Linked DNA regions of Homo sapiens: region 2 is linked to region 1. Evidence: chromatin contacts called from ENCODE Hi-C or POLR2A ChIA-PET data. All regions are on one chromosome and are shown on one strand. Each heading gives the region's core, a stretch centred on a gene start or an enhancer-like site at or near the end of the contact. The rest is flanking DNA. Distances are from core to core; before and after follow the strand shown. Region 1 overlaps CDC14A (cell division cycle 14A). Region 2 overlaps VCAM1 (vascular cell adhesion molecule 1).

What was found. A loop is a pair of places that touch in the nucleus more often than their neighbours do. ChIA-PET counts read pairs that join two places held with the same protein, here RNA polymerase II (POLR2A). Pooled maps may share reads with other maps.
Region 2: a map of heart right ventricle shows a loop between it and region 1 (2.7-fold over the local background). The contact joins two enhancer-like sites. A Hi-C loop is called at or near these places in 3 of 168 maps with a recorded cell type or tissue (GM12878, IMR-90 and heart right ventricle), 1 of 37 single-sample maps with no recorded cell type and 5 of 50 pooled maps. POLR2A ChIA-PET finds 5 or more read pairs at or near these places in 2 of 52 experiments (AG04450 and naive thymus-derived CD4-positive, alpha-beta T cell).

What each region holds. Positions count from the first base shown.
Region 1 is chr1:100,462,666-100,467,750 of GRCh38, reverse strand. It overlaps CDC14A (cell division cycle 14A), which reads right to left. Exons shown (of 16, transcript NM_003672.4): 9 at 4,870-5,085. Among named protein-coding and RNA genes, the nearest start is that of GPR88, 73 kb to the left of the region's middle. RefSeq lists enhancers at 3,614-3,703, 4,982-5,085. Within about 2 kb of position 3,835, at least 6 of the 41 ENCODE cell types and tissues checked have a DNase peak (open chromatin) inside an H3K27ac peak, as active enhancers do.
Region 2 is chr1:100,731,600-100,737,044 of GRCh38, reverse strand. VCAM1 (vascular cell adhesion molecule 1) reads right to left here. Exons shown (of 9, transcript NM_001078.4): 7 at 4,361-4,627; 8 at 2,277-2,543. Among named protein-coding and RNA genes, the nearest start is that of VCAM1, 15 kb to the right of the region's middle. Within about 2 kb of position 2,189, at least 2 of the 41 ENCODE cell types and tissues checked have a DNase peak (open chromatin) inside an H3K27ac peak, as active enhancers do.

The sequences.
Region 1 (5,085 bases), core at 2,586-5,085:
GCAAGAAAGTGATGTGATAAAAAGCAAATGGGTCTGGCAGCAGCATTACTGGCTGGAGTGGAAAAGCCAGAGATGGAAGCAAGAGAGATGAGATGGAAGGCTGGGGCAGGGAAGCAAGGGTGGCTGGGGGGTTGGGATGAGGGTGGAAAGGGATGAGGGTGAGCAACTGCAACAAAGATGTAAAGCTCAATTAGAAATCCATTAGGACTGGGTCACAGGGAAAGTTATAGGTAAGTGACATTTCTGACCTAGAAAACTGGTACAATGTTGACTTCATCCATGAAAACATTTAGTTAGAAAAAGAAAGAAAAAAAAATTGTGTGCATATGCGTGTGTGTGTGTGCGCGCGTGTGTAAAACAAAACAAAGTAGGGAAACATTGATAGTTTCATTTTTTACATGTTCAAGAATCTTCTGCTTTTGAGGGGACCTTTTGTCAGCTTTCCCTGATCAAACAATAAAGGTAGTCTTCTCTTATCTCCCAGTAATTGGGAGCACACAGCATTTCAGCAAATCTAAAACTACAGTCGTGTAGTATGTAAGTTCCACTAAGAAAGAAAAAATTAAACTATGACATGCCATCAATTTTAAGATCCATTCTAACTTCAGAAATGTTAAAATATGAAAAATGTATGTCTTTAAATCAGTGTTCCTCAACCTTTTTTACATTATTGTTCCTTCCAGGAGCCTCTTTAGATATTTTATTCCTAATCAGTCCCCATGAAATTTCACTGTCACAGATAGACTGCATATCTGTTTATGTAAATCTGTGCTTTATACAAAAAAAAAAAGTTTTTCATCCCACTAAAACAACAATTTTGTGTCTACAGATGCCTGACATTTCCTTCCCATTAACCCTTCTTTTTTTTTTTTTTTTTTTGGAGACCGAGTTTTGCTGCTGTTGCCCAGGCTGGAATGCAATAGTGCGATCTCGGCTCACCACAACCTCCACCTCCCAGGTTCAAGCGATTCTCCTGCCTTAGCCTCCCGAGTAGCTGGGATTACAGGCATGCACCACCATGCCCGGCTAATTTTGTATTTTTAGTAGAGACAGGGTTTCTCCATGTTGGTCAGTCTGGTCTCGAAGTCCTGACCTCAGGTGATCTGCCCTCCTCGGCCTCCCAAAGTGCTAGGATTACAGGCGTGGGCCACCACTCCCGGCTAACCCTTCCTTTTTAAGAAGTATTCATACTCTGTTTCATTAGATGAGGTGTGTGTGTGTGTTCTGTTTTAATCTGAAGGAACCCTTGCCCCAGATCAAACATCAATGTTCTTTCGAAGAGTGAGGTTTAATTTTGGTCTCAGTGGGGCTCTCCCTTTATGATTAAGATTTCTGCGTAATTTGCCTTCTATTTCACCCAGTGCCTATCGTTGTTAATTCCCTAGATGCCTGGCAAGACTATAGGCAACCGTATAGATAAAACACAGGTGACATCCTGGAGCAGAAGCCAGAGCCCAGTGAGTTTCCAGAGTTCTTCCTTCAAGTCACCAATTTGGGTGTCTATCTGGAGAGAAAAGGGCCTTCCTTATGGAGACAACACTCTCTCTCACTGCTCCCCACTGTGCAAAGACCTGGATGGCTCCCTCACTTAGGCTCCTGTTCACACTCACAACCAAAAAGGAGGTGCAGGAAATTTTCCAATTTCTCTGAAACTAAAGCAGCTTCCCCCTTTTAAAAAAGAGTCTATAATTTTGATCTATAAAAAGAACGCACTTAGCACTCAATAGTTAGGAGCTCTTACCACAACTGAACTGAATAGGAACATTTCACTAAGTTTCTATAAAAACTTTAACAAAATTTTTTAAGCATTTGTAATTAAAGGGCTCCCTGGCACAGCATGACAAGATGTTGAAAAGTGTTCTATTTATACCAAGTCAAACACCAATTGCTTTATAGTTCCAGGCATTTTCTGAAAGCCCTATAGAACATCGATAATCACATACTGGACTATCACAACGTTGCTGTATTTTAGATTATTATTTGTGGTAGAGAATTTCAAGAATTCATAGCCATCTCTTTTATCAACCACAAAGTGAAATGCAGATATTGAAATGTAATCCCCAGCAAATTGGTTTCTAGTTTATCTCTGTATAAAATACTTTACGTTGAGGCATGACATATTCATTCCCTTTTCAGTAGCCACCAAAGTTCATTTGACATAGGATAAGATTCTTTCTCCTTCCTTCTTTTAGTTCAATTAAAAGACTGAGTGCTGCTTGAATTCCCAGAAAACTAAGCTGACTTAATTAGGGCAGATGTCAAAATAATTAATAAGCCTATAGTAGATAAGTATGCTGTGAAAAGCAATACAGCTGTAATTAAACCAAAGGTGTAATCCTTATAAAAGAATCCTACGTGTGTGTGCAAGTGGAAGAAAATGAAATAACAATCTCAAAAAGATATTACCACATGTAAATGTGACTATCCTATACAAGAACTGACTTCAATGTTAAAGGTTCTGATTTAAAATAAAAACATCTACAATACAGACTGGGTACGGTGGCTCACACCTGTAATCCCCGCACTTTGGGAGGCTGAGGCAGGTGGATGACCTGAGGTCAGGAGTTCAAGACCAGCCTGGCCAACATTCTCCTGAGGTTAGGAGTTCAAGACCAGTTCTGGCCAGCAGAACCCCATCTCTACTAAAAATATAAAAAATTAGCCAGGAGTGGTGGTGGGCACCTGTAATTCCAGATACTTGGGAGGCTGAGGCAGGAGAATTGATTGAACCTGGGAGGCAGAGGCTGCAGTGAGCTGAGATCGCACCATTGCACTCCAGCCTGGGTGACAGAGCGAGACTCTTTGTCTCAAAAAAAAAAAAAAAGAAAAGAAAAGAAAAGAAATTTGCAATATAAAATAAATACATATATTTTTTAAAAGGTAAACATTCACAGGTCAAGGATATAGAGAAAATATCTGTAATAAGAATGTTTAACACCAGAGAGTTTTCTTTGCACAAGGTCTCTCAGGTGAGAAATACTATCAAGAAACACACTGAGTTTTAATGAAAGCTTTGCAGTTCTTCTCCTTTGAATGTGTCAATCCAAGATACGGATGGCTAATCCACAGATAAACTCTACGACGTAGTAATAATAAAACTACTTGAACTAAGAAATAAGGCCAAATTAATCTCAGGAAAAAATACAATTTTTATGGCACAAAACTAAAGTTTGAAAGAGAAGATAGGATTATCTCCTGCTAAACGTTGATATAAACGTTCCCATTAGCTCTCAAGTTCTATTGCTGTTTAAAATACGTGACATGTGGGCTTTTTCTTGGACCTGGGCAATACTGAACAAAATGCAATGGAAAAGCAAACAGGGTGCAAATGAATCACATGGGGACAAGCCAACACACTGGCACCCCACTGTGGCCTGAAAGCAGCACCCACAAATGAGCCAGCAAGTGACACCTTCCTAACAGACTCCACGCCAGAGACAAGATATCCCACAAAGCCAGGGCCCATCCTGCTAGCTAATGGGGAGGGTGGGGAGGGAGAGCTCTGCCCACCCAGGAGGAGGGAGCCTGGCATGGGGAGCCCTGCTCCAAACCCAGGCCACGTGCTGCTCATTTCCATCTCTCTGGGTCTCTGGGAAACCGCAGCTTCCCATTTTTGCTCACATGTTCACAAAGTACCTCCACCTACTCAAATCTTAAACATAGAAACAAGGGCCTACAAAACGGCATTTTAATTTCTGTCAGAACCAAAGCCATACTCGTCTGAATAAGTCAGTTACAGCAGCACTAGGCACATGAAAAGAACAGCACCCTCCCCAACACCTACTAGATGATTAGCATAAAATGAGAGGGAAACCGGGTCTAGACCCAAAACCATAAGCACAGCACCACCCAGCGACACTAGGAGGAGCTGCACATGAGGAACTCGAGGCTCCAGCCCAGGGCGGCCCTAGTGATTTCTCCTCGCTGAAATCAAAGACCCAGTAAAATATCTGGAATATTTCCAGTATTATCCATACCGAAAGATCTGGAATGGAGTGGATTTTAAGCCTCCTCGAAGTCAAACAAGCTTAGAGCAAATGGCATGTCATATTTTCTGAGTAGCTGACATGGGGTTGCCAGATAAAATACAGAATGCATGTTCCCTGCAATATTTGGGACATATTTATACTTTTTGTTTTAAAAGTATTCATTGTTTATCTAACTTTCAAATTTAATTAGGCAGCCTGTATTTTTATTTGCTAAATCTGGCAATCCTAAACCTTCTATAGTCTGAACAATTCCTGCCCCAAAGTATCCACCCCCAGAGATCAGAGATTTTTGCAAAACAAACTCTTTAAGTTTATTCCATGAGGCAGCATCACATCAGCAGCATTGTAAGCTAGCGGATTGCCCCTAGCAACAGGCATGGAAGACGCTCTGCTCCATGAAGCCAAAGACTAGGAGGGGAGGGAAAAGCAGAGACTGGAATGGGGGTCCAGATAACTGGGTCATAAAACAGAACCACGACAGTGCAAGAGGATGGAGAAGAGATGGGCAATTCTGAAAAAAAACAAAGGAGAGAGGAAAACTAACAACCCTTGTCTCTTGAGAATTTTACCTGTTTAAAGGTGTTCCTGCAGCCTAAAGACACTGCTACTGTGTTTCCCCTCATTGTGGCACGTGGGCCTGGAAAGGTAAGGTCTGAAAAACTGGCATATCAAGAAAGCCACACCACCACCAATTGTCCACACCCAAGCAATCGTTTCTTTAAGAAGGGGTTATTAAAATGAGTTTGTGTCCCAGTTGTCTGAAATTTAAAACCTCATTGTTTTTCTAAGACACTAAACAGGTTTTGTTTTATGTTATTTGCTCTTCCTTGGCCCGCCCCTTCGATAAGCACAGCCACCACCACCGAGGCCTTGCACACACCTTTGCAGTGAACGGCGATGGCCCCTTCGGTGTTCTCACAGATGTTCAGGAACCTTCGCACGATGTTGTCACTGGGTGTGCTGCCATCTATGAAGAAGAGGTCATAGTGCTCGAAGCCAGCGTCTGTGAAGCGCTTTGCCTCATAAATCTTTTTGTTTAGCCTCACAACTGCAGTCACATTATGCTTTTTGAAATAAGGAAAGTAGGCTTCAGGGG
Region 2 (5,445 bases), core at 940-3,439, 270 kb before region 1:
CTTTATAAGAGCAGCTGAAGAAGATAGTGTGTCATTTACTGAAGACTCACTCCTGTTTATACTTTGCACAGCATCATGTGACCACACAAGTATTAAGTTTCACTAAGTGGCATATACATTGTCTCAGTCCTGGCAGAAACTAGAGATCTGACTTTGGTGATTACTACATTCTTTCCAGAGCTTTCTAATCACTGGAGGTCAACCAAGTAAAAAGAATCACGAGCATCAGATAATGTGAAGTCACTTTTTCAAATTATTGAAGAAAAACAGTTCACCCTAAGCATAATGATAATTGTCTCACTTTTTGACTTTCCCTTGCTAGAGCTGAGCTAGTCAAAGTATAAAGGTAATATTTGAATGGGATGTCCATCAACATGATTATGGATAGGCATCAATATTGATGACATGCTGAGAAACAGAAATACTATTTCTATTTCTTTTCTTTCTTTCTTTTCAATGTAATATACATTATCTTTTGCCTTTCAGTCTTCCCCACAGGCATTGGCAGAAAAATACAAATTTGCTGCCAAGGTAGTTGCCAGGGCAACCTTCAAATACAATTTTCTATTTGTCATATAAACACTGAATATCTTTTAAAAATCCTGATGATTTCTATTAATGGAATACGTTCAAGCTAAGACAAAATGAAACAAATAAAAAATCCAGCCAAATGCAAAAGAAATCTAGTTCAAAATACCCAGAAAAATATCCATTTTTTGGTCTTCATTAAAATTTAGCTAGTTTAAACTATATTCAGTTTGGGGGCATGAGTTTCTAGCTGAGCGCTTAATATTCTTTGATTGTTCATTTAAATAATGAGTAAAAAGTAGCAACTGTGTAAGTGGCTAATTTGATAAAGCAATTAGAAAATAAAGCAATGTGTGTGAGACAGAGTCAAAAAGTAGAGAAGCAGGTTTGATGTGTCTTTAAAAGGTCACAATTAATTAACAAAAGAATTACAGAAATGTTAGGGGACCAATTTCCCAGGGCTAGGCTTAATTAAAGGTGGCCCAGAGGCATTAAGGATTAAAGAAAATAGGGATGAGTAAATTCAACCTACTCATAACTGAGATTGCAATCTGTCCAGAATCATCCCCAACCTCATTGGAAGCACTGATTACATATACCCCTGAATCATTTTGAGTGACATGATACAAAGTAAATGTTCCCTTCTTTGAACACATAGTAACTTCATTGGCTAGATCAATTCTTTTCAGGATAATCACTGCAGGTGGATGACTAGAAGTTTCATATATAATCGTGATGTTTTCCCCTTCTTTAACATTTCTAGATGGATGTATAGCTATACAGCTATTCTCATGTTTTGAGGAGGTACTGTGAAGATGGAAAACATACATACGGTAAGGCTTGCCATTTTGAGAAATTTGGGTAGACGAACAAAAATTTTACCTGTTTCTGATGTAGATTCAAATTTTCTCTGCATTGACAAGTGATTGCTCACTCCAATAGCCAAGTGCCAGACCTCTTAAGACTTGGCATTTGTTTGCAGTCCTGTTTGCACTCCACCGCCAAGTATGGCCTCCATTACACAATAGCAGCTAATTGGTGTGCAAGGGGTGTGATACTGATCAGCCAAGGCTGATGTATTTTGTTTACACCAATAAGATCAGCAGATCCTACCTACTGTGCATTCACAAGAGGGCTTAGGAGATTAAGGGGCCCCTGAAGTTTCTCCAATGAGGATACTGCTCCTCTCTTTCTCTGTCCACCAGAATAGAGTAGGATGGCAAGTGGGTTGGAATTTTAATGAGGCTTTTCGATAGTCGAGAGATTTTTTTATGTTGTTCAGGATCAAGTTTACTATTCCCAATTATTATCCTGAAAAGAGTCAATCCAGAAAATTGCAGTTACTCCATGTTCAGAAAATAGTGTTTCCTTCTGGTAGAAAGGAAGAGGGTCTGGATAGAACCCTTCTTTTTCAATGTGCCAATCCTACTTCTTTAGTTTCCTTATAACCTCCCGGGAAAAGGTTTGAAAATATGGTTAAACATTTAGCAACTGCAAGACCTCAGAGACAAATGATAAATTGTAAACTGAAAAAAGCAAGCAGGAATTCCTCAGTCACGAATGATTAATGTCAACTTCCTGGCTAAACTTTATAGGATAAAGCAGCTGTGCTTGATTTTTCCAAGAATCCTTAAGAAATAAACCACAGCTCCATTTTGCCAACTCATTCATCAAATATTGGAAACTCTTAGTAATCCTTGGAACCTCTGAACTATTACCAAGAAAACAAAAACTCAAAACAAACTCACCTTGAACATCAAGTGTTAAACTTCTTAATTGTGAGCCAACTTTGTTTTTAGATTCACATTCATATACTCCCGCATCCTTCAACTGGGCCTTTCGGATGGTATAGGCGCCATCTATAGATTTTAGTACTGTGTCTCCTGTCTCCGCTTTTTTCTTCAGGATTATCCATGTTTCTGGAACATTTCCACATGTACAAGAGATGATGACAGTGTCTCCTTCTTTGACACTCTCAGAAGGAAAAGCTGTAAGTTTTATGTCTTTTGGAGTAACTGTAAAGAGAATTTAAAAGACATCCCTGATTGAGTGAAATATAAACCAACTCCATATTAATTTAGCGACATCAACAATAGCTTCCCTGGAGCTATTTGTGCTTAGCGTTTGCATTAAATGTTAAGAAGGGCAAGTAAAGAAGTCAAGCATTGCTGGATTGTTGGAAATGATCATGTTTTAACTAAGAGAGTACATGGCTTATGCTTCTTTCATGTTCCTTAATATAATTATTTACCCAGCCTAGCACAAAGAATAGGTGTTTGATATGGTTTGGCTCTGTGTCCCCATCCAGGTCTCAACTTGAATTGTAATCCTCACGTTTTGAGGGAGGAACCTGGTGAGAGGTGACTGGATCATGGGGGCTGTTTCCCCCATGCTGTTCTCATGATAGTTAATGAGTTTTTACGAGAACTTTTGGTTTTAAAGTGTGGCACTTCCTCACTCTCTCTTGCCTGCCGCCATGTTAAGGTGTGCCTTGCTTCCCTTTCTCCTCTGCCATGATTGCACATTTTGTGAGGTCTTCCCAGCCATGTGGAACTGTATTAAACCTCTTTTATAAATTACCAATCTCAAGTAGTATCTTTATAGCAGTGTGAAAATTGACAAATACAGTGTTTGATAAAGAGCTATAGAATTCAGATGTGAAATAGAAACTTAATTTTTTGTAATACTGTTTTGAAAAAATTTCCTTGAAGTACAAAGGCCTTTACAGGTTTCTGAGTTTTGAGTTGGATTCTTCAATCAAGAAGTTAAGCTGTACAGATGTGGCTTTTTCACTATCCTTAACAATACTACTGCCATTTATTAAGTTCCAAGCACTGAGCTAAGTACTTGACATATAACATCTCTATTAATGCAACAACCACTGGAGGCAGGTACCATATCACCAATTTTTAATCCCTATTAAGGTCTTCTATTTTGTAAGTTGATTTGAAATTCTTTCCCCATCCAAGGTCATGACAACCATCCAAAAGGTTTTTTTGTTTGTTTGTCTGTTTTTTAAGGATGTGTATTGTCTTTCCAATATTCTTCTTCTAAAATACAAATCTTATTGAGTTGAGATAACAAGAAAGTCACTAATATCTTAGTGGGAATAATGCCAAGGGGTAATAGACAAAATGACAACCCTGGCAAAGAAAAGAACCCTGATACCCAAAAGGGATGGGATAGAGGAAATCCACATTGATCACCTGATGATTTTGCTCATAACTCCGTATGGCTTCAACCTGCGAACTAATAATTGTCTTGTTCTCAATCTTGGGTCTCCATCCTAAAGAGAAGGGGCCTAGATCTGTTGACTTAATCTACTTTAGTGCTTCCATGCTCTCAGGCTGATGAACCAAAGGACGGAGTCATGGCTACTCATAATCTCAGAATTTGCAAAAGACTTAAGTGCCAGCTTAGGCTTCTAAGCAAATACTACTGGCCATCTTGTGAGATTGCCACTCAGAGTTCAATTCAGCCAGATATGGTAGCTTTAATCCTACATAATCCCAAATGCAGATATTCCTCTTCCTATTCTTATTTCAATACCATAACCATTGCCTCATAAGTGTAACTGGAACTTCTGACACAGGTCCTGAAGGCTTGCATTTCACTTGAGTTTAAAAGAATCTCAGGATAAGAAACTTGTAACAATTCATGAGAAAAGACAATTTCAGGAGATTTCTCCATACATTGGAAACATCATAAACTCTTCAAAACCCTCATCACACTTTTGTAGTAAAAATTTTGTTTTCAAAGACTTTACTCATAATCAGTAACATAACCAAAAACATTACTAGCAAGGATAACTCATTACTCACACTCTGCTCACCTTGGATAATTAATTCCACTTCCTTTCTGCTTCTTCCAGCCTGGTTAATTCCTTCACATAAATAAACCCCAGAATCTTCCATTTTTGTAGAAATTAAGGTGAGAGTTGCATTCTCAGAAAGAGGCTGTAGCTCCCCGTTAGGGAGCTGCCTGCTCCACAGGATTTTCGGAGCAGGAAAGCCCTGGCTCAAGCATGTCATATTCACAGAACTGCCTTCCTCCAGGATGGAGGAAGGGCTGACCAAGACGGTTGTATCTCTGGGGGCAACTGAAAAGGCAGAGACGCTTGTTAGCTTGACCTATTATGCCCTGAGTTCCAAAGAGTTTTAATAATGTTGCAAAACTGGGCTATGGATTCAGCAGACTCAAAGAGTTTGTAAACCTTGATAATTCACCACAAGAGGTTTTGGTCCTCATTTACTTTAGCTGATACCAAATGATAGAGTAGAACATGGACACGTCATGGTGTTTTCTAATGGAAGTAAGTTCAGTATACACTTCCTTGCAACCAAAGAATGACGAGGGTCAATGATAGTGTGTACTGCCATTTATGGTAGAGTCAACATGACTGTGAATTATTTGAATCTCCTTCTGTGAAAAGATGTGGTCTATTTTTCCACCCCTTGAATCTCTAGGCTGGCCTCATGACTCACTTTGACCAATTGAATGTGGAAGAAGAAGTAACACTGTAGGACTTCCAAACCCAGGCCTTGAAGAGGCTGCTTTCATTTACACCTTCTTGAAACACTGAGCTCTGGAGAGTAAATCTAGGCTACTGTTCCTCAGGGTGACACCACATAAAGAAAGAGAGGCCAAGTCATCCAAGATATGGCTCCAGACATGTGGGTGAAGTCATCTGAGACCAGCCAGCCCTGCTAACCTTACTGAAAATGCACGAGTGAGCTCAGCTAATACCATATTGAACAGAATAACTGCCTAGCTGGTCCCTTCCTAAATTGCCTACTCAAAGCATCATAAGCCAGTAAATAGTTACTATTTTAAGTTTAGGGAGGGTGATTTGTTACAATCATCATTATTTTGAAATTTCTTTTCAGTAACGTTTTTTCTCCACAGAGGTTTTAACGA